Linked DNA regions of Homo sapiens: region 2 is linked to region 1. A link is a loop called in an ENCODE intact Hi-C map of the cell type or tissue named here. Cell type or tissue: gastrocnemius medialis. All regions are shown on one strand. Links, peaks and the distances in the headings refer to the core of each region. The heading gives the core; the rest is flanking DNA. Region 1 has its middle 21 kb from the start of LINC01998. Region 2 overlaps LOC105374313 (a long non-coding RNA gene).

The links. Hi-C counts contacts between places; a loop is a spot of excess contacts. Peaks named below come from ENCODE experiments on the same cell type or tissue, not always from the same donor. Only the 100,000 strongest peaks of a DNase experiment are listed, where the experiment ranks them.
Region 2: a loop joins it to region 1, with 8 times the contacts of the local background. A loop is called at or near these places in 1 of 110 quality-filtered maps.

What each region holds. Positions count from the first base shown.
Region 1 is chr3:150,059,797-150,062,598 of GRCh38, reverse strand. No RefSeq gene overlaps it. Among named protein-coding and RNA genes, the nearest start is that of LINC01998, 21 kb to the left of the region's middle. In gastrocnemius medialis, for the core only: no CTCF peak of the experiment used is centred there; a DNase peak (open chromatin) is centred at 1,138; H3K4me3 peaks cover 586 bases; H3K27ac peaks cover 2,500 bases.
Region 2 is chr3:150,144,278-150,147,079 of GRCh38, reverse strand. The region is part of intron 2 of LOC105374313 (a long non-coding RNA gene); the gene reads right to left. Among named protein-coding and RNA genes, the nearest start is that of LINC01998, 64 kb to the right of the region's middle. In gastrocnemius medialis, for the core only: no CTCF peak of the experiment used is centred there; a DNase peak (open chromatin) is centred at 1,189; H3K27ac peaks cover 2,500 bases.

The sequences.
Region 1 (2,802 bases), core at 88-2,587:
TCAGCAGAATGTTCTTTGGACAGACAGAGCTCAGAAGCTTCCAACAAAAAGTAAGATCGGCCCTTTGGAACAGCTTTTTCTCCCTTAGGGGTTGAAACTTCTGAACAGAATGCTTTAGTTAGGGTCAAGTTTCACTGGGACCTTAAATATAATTTCTTCTCTGTGGAGAGATCAGTGGATGAAGAAAAACCAGAGGCCTGGAAGATGCCGTGGGGGTTCCACTCATCCTTTTCCTGGTTTCACTCCTTTGCTACCTTGCAGGGGAGGGACAAAAACCTAAAAACAGAGTTTATTAGGACTCTATTGTTTAGGTTTACACTGAAGTAAAACATTTGTTTCATATCTCACCTACATTTACCTAGTTTCCTGGAAATTCCTTTCATGATCCCACAGTCTAGCTACCCAAAAAATTAAAAACTAACCTCAGGTAAAATTTATATGAATGAAACGAATCTGGGTAGTGAAAGGTATTCTGTCCCAGCCTGTGGGGGTTTTGTATTCCTGATACACCCAGCCATGTATACACTATCCAAATTTGTCCACGCTTTTCCCATGAACCTCACAAGCAATGATCTGTAACCTCCACAGATAAATACCATTTTTTCACATCATACCTCTGATTTGGCACTCATATCCACACAGACACATGGAGAGACCAGAGAACATTGAAAAAAAAAATGTGTGCCTTTAAGAGAATGTTGTTGCTGCTTAGTATTGCTGTGCATATTCCTCTCTCTCTCCAGCTGGTTTTTCAAGTCCCTGAGGGTAGGAACCATGCCCTGTGCATCTTAGAGCCCCCACAGAGAGTCTAGTTTGTTGTGGTAGGTATTCAATGAATAGGTTAGAAGATACAGGCCGGCTCAGAGAGTAGGTCAGGGAGACAGCCAGGAGGAAGGAACGCCAAACACAAAGGAACATCTAAAACTTGAGAACAGACCACTTCTGCAGTGCCCATGATAATGCTGAGTTGGATCTGATTTTGCCACTGAGTTCCAGTGGTACAGGCATAAAGCCCAAAGTGGTGTCAGGTGGCTGCCATAGGGAGATGAGGCAGCAGCTGGTTGGCAACTTCTGAACTGGCCGGAGTGAAAGGGGAGATGATTCAAAGGGAATCTCACTTGTCGCTCCAAGACCTGATATGCCTTGGAAACAATTGGTGAAGCTTCAACAATTACCAGAAGTCCTCAGCCCTTTGGTTGTGGGTGGCACTGATCTATGACACAGCCTCCAAGTCCTGGCAGGCTTTGAGAGGGCAGAAAGGACACTGCTGGTGCAGAGATTTCTATATTTAAGATGGTTGTCTCAGCCTCTGATTTGGAAACAGTTTGTCGTAGCTAAAGCATGAGTGCTTCTCTATGGGGTTGTTTCTTTGCAGTTGACACCCTACATTGAAAAAGCCATTTTTTGTTCTTTGTTTCAAGAGGTAGCCCATCTGGATATTTTACATGTTTGCAGTAATAATTATAAAACAGAAGGACTGTTTAATTTATAGTTAAGCAAAGAAGCTGGGGTCACTGATCTTGGCTTCGAAATAGAGATTATTTCGAAGAGCACATGCTTGTTGCGAAAACATGCAGCATCTTATATGATGGTTAGTGGTAAGAGAAGATCCAGAATTTCTATAATGGAGGGGTTTAAGGTACTCATATGTTTGGAAATAGAGAAGGAGGCTGGAAGCTGCATTTACATGGTAACTTTCACAATATTGGGAAAACCTCGATTTTCTATACCAAGAGTGGAGTGAGGACTAAAGTCCCCCGAACTACAATCATCATCCTTCCTACCCCTGAGGTGTCACTGCTTTTAGCTTAATGCTGTATTTCATCATGATTCTCAATCTTTCCCATTCCTTCCAAGGAAAGCCTTGTTTAGTTTTGGCATTTTACTCTGAAATGTTCATTTCAACCTATGATTTATGTAGCAATATGGGTTATTGTTGACTCCTCTCTTTTGAACCTACCCTCTGTGGGTTCTCCCATAGTCACAGCCTAAAACCAGGACCCCATCGTCTCTCTCCCAGACTGTTCTAAAGACCTCCTGCCCTCCTTCTCATTTATCCTGTTGCTTGATGGACTTTCTTAATGCATATTTGAGTGTCACTCCCCTTCTTTAACAGTTCTCTGCAGTATCCAATCTGACTTCCTTAGCATGACATCTCTAGGCTTTTATGACCTGACCCTTGCCTACCATTCTTATAAAAATGAAAATAGTTCTTTCTGTTGTTGCAGAGGTTAATAATTTAATGAAGGCCTTTGTAACTGGTCTCCATGATTAGGGATTACTGAACCCTCTGCAGCACTTTGTAGCTGCCTCCCAGTGACTTCTGCCTCCAGGGAGCAATCTCTGGTCAAGAAATAATGACCACCACTGGAATCTGTTAAAAAATGAACTCTCTTAGGCTTTTCCCAAGGACAGTCGTATAAGGGAGGGTGAGTTCAAATCAGGGCAGGTTACATATGGCACTCCTTTCCCAGGTAAATATCTTTACCTTGGCAGCAGACAAAGGTTTACGAATATTTTTTAGCATTCTGAAAGCTTTGAACAACTGAAATAGAAACAGCCAATCTAATTAACAGCACTATTCAGAAGCTGTTGACTCAAGGCCAAGCCTATTAAATGACAAGAGAAAGTACTCATTGTGGGCCCAATTGAGCCCAGAACTGCTGAGCTGTTGATTCATGCTAAAAAAATTACTGGTGTACTTTACTTTGTACTTTGCCACTGAGGCCCGCTAGGGGACGTTTACTCTTTGGGCTTTGAGATCTATATTAATTTATTATTAAAGATGAGTGGGGTTGGTGG
Region 2 (2,802 bases), core at 216-2,715, 84 kb before region 1:
CACTCAGGGAGCTTTTCCTAAGCAAGCAGAAGGAGGTGCCAAATATGTTTCCAAACACTGGACACAGTCATTCTTTTGCTACATGCGGCTAATGCTTATCAACATTTTCTTAGCAAGAAAAGAAAGAGAATCAATGTCAGAATGCTTCTAGTAACTTTTATCGAGTACTTATTGTTTGCCAGGTAGTTTTATTTCATCCTCAACAACACCATTTTTTTTTTTTTTGAGACAGAGTCTCGTTCTGTCGCCCAGGCTGGAGTGCAGTGGCACGATCTCAGCTCACTGCAAGCTCTGCCTCCCAGTTCAAGCCATTCTCTTGCTTCAGCCTCCCAAGTAGCTGGGACTACATGCACCCGCCACCACGCCCAGCTAATTTTTTGTATTTTTAGTAGAGACGGGGTTTCACCGTGCCATTTTTTTTAAAAAAAGGAAATAGAAGCACATAGAGGTTAAGTAACTTTCCTAAAGCCTTGCAATTAGTAGTCTGACTCCAGGACTTGATTCTTCATCATGCTTTCCACTCTCTTGTAAGACTGCATATAATTCTTGCTTTAAAGCATGGGTTTAGTCATTCTCTTCAAATTTCTATTCGCTTCATGAAGTCTTAAGTAAAGAACCCCTCTTGTTATTATTATTGATCAATATCTGAACCAAATCTAACAGCTGAGATGCTGGTGTTCTGTTGATTTGCAGTTCTCACAAAATGTTCCTTTAACAAGATTTCTTTCTGTTTAAATGTGCTACAGGCTATGTAACCAATGTTAAAATGTTGGTATATTTCCTTCCTGCCATTTTCCTTTTTTTTTTAACGTGATAAAAACCACAGCCACATTCAATTTCTTGACTGCTCATTTACCATTTTTTAATGAATAAATAAATAACATTTCATTGAGTAGCTCTTTCATTATAAGCTTATGATGATACATAAGTAGGGCACATAAAACCCTATGATGAGATGTTTGGGCTGTTTCAAAATTCCTTATGTCATCAACAATGGTAATACATTATTCTTTATTTACTAGATATATTTTATTCCAGGTTAACAGAGATTTTATTCTCTGAAGGAGGCTCAAAGCAGGGTTTGTGTGTTTATGAGTTCAGGTGGGAAGAGTTTAAGGAATGCATCTGGGTCATGAGCCAACCTAGAAGTCTCAGTAAGTTCAGTGAGCAACATGAAAGGCCTGCGTACGTCAGTAGCAGCAACAGAAGCAGTTGCCACACCAACCAAGAGAATATGTGCAAGAGATTTCAGAAAGCCAGAAACATCACTAGGTCTCAATGTCCCAAGTGAAGAGAAAACTCTCATATTACAGGAACACTGACTACCAATCCACACGGAAGCAGTTTTTCTGAAAGTGACATAACAATTGTGTTTTCCAGATTACTCAGGGCATTCTTAGCTCTTTGTGATCAATAAAATTGACAGCATGCATGCACATCCACACAATCCAGAAGTGATCGCTTTCTGCTCATTCATGTAACAGAGGTGGGAGACCTTGGGATGATGAGGCAGAAAGGCCCGAGTTAGGATCTCAGCTTTACCCCTTCCGGCAATATGACTGTTAGTTAACATGACTATTTCTCAGTTTTCTCACATGTAAAATGGGAATCCCATTTAAGAGAATGAGTAAATAAATGAATTTTAAAAAAATGAAAACAACAAAACATTACATAAATTTTAGCTCTTAGATATTGTTAGGGCATGTAGAAATGCTGACTATTTTATAATCCTTATCCATCTTGGAGGCTTAGGGTGGAAGTGGTTATATAAGTGTTTTATACTCATTTAATAGGGTAGTTTGAGATTTTTAAGTGGGAGATATTGATAAATGTTTTATTTCTCCTGCTGTAGGAGTCTCTTTTGAGACTCCTATCTCCCTGCCCCTGCCCCCCAAGACGGCCCCAGTGGTATTCAAAGTCTGAGCAGTGGTGTCTCCAGGGGCCTGAGCAGCTTTTCTATTGCTAGGCACCAGGAAGGCCCCCTGCCTTCCTATTGGGTGATATGGGAGCCCATTTTGCCCAATTACTTATCTACAGGGCCTCTGTAGACATTTGAGCTTGTGCTCTTCCATTCTGGGCAGTCACGACTGAAGTTTGACATTCTCATTTCATTGTTCATCCACACAGTAAATTCAGTTACCAAATTTTTTGGTTCCATTTTTTCAGTTGAGTGTCTCCTTTCTATTCTTACTGCTGCTGCTAAATTCTGTCCACATTACCTCTTGCTTTACCTGTTGCCATCACGGATTTGGCCTTCCTGCTTCAAGTTTTCCTTCTTTTAGTCCCTCCTACAGATCACTGAAAGATGGATTATATTCGTAAAATAATGTCACATTTTTGCCTCTAAACAATGTATTGTCTCCAAATTCCTAGATGAATTAAATACAAACTATTCCAACATGATAGCTAAGGCCCTTTATACAACGTCCATGTAGCAGAAACCAATAATTGGTTCTCTCCCCTCTCCTTAATAATAGATACGCTTTCCTTTGCTGAATGTTAGCCAGACACTTGGCTGCTCTGAACAAGGACCGCATTTCCCAGCCTCTGTTTTAGTTAGGTATAATCACGTGACTTAATTCTGCCAATGAGATGTGAGTAGAAGTGACATGTGCAACTTCTGGGAAGTGCCTTATGGAGAAGATTCCTGTCTTTTGCTCTCCCTTCTTCTTCCTGATGCCTGGAATGCAGAAGTGGTGGCTGCATGAGCCTTAGACTAGAAAGTGGAAGCCACATGCTGAGGATGACAGATCAACGGCATAGCAGAAGCCTATTCCCTGGCCCCGGGTGTCACTGAACCAA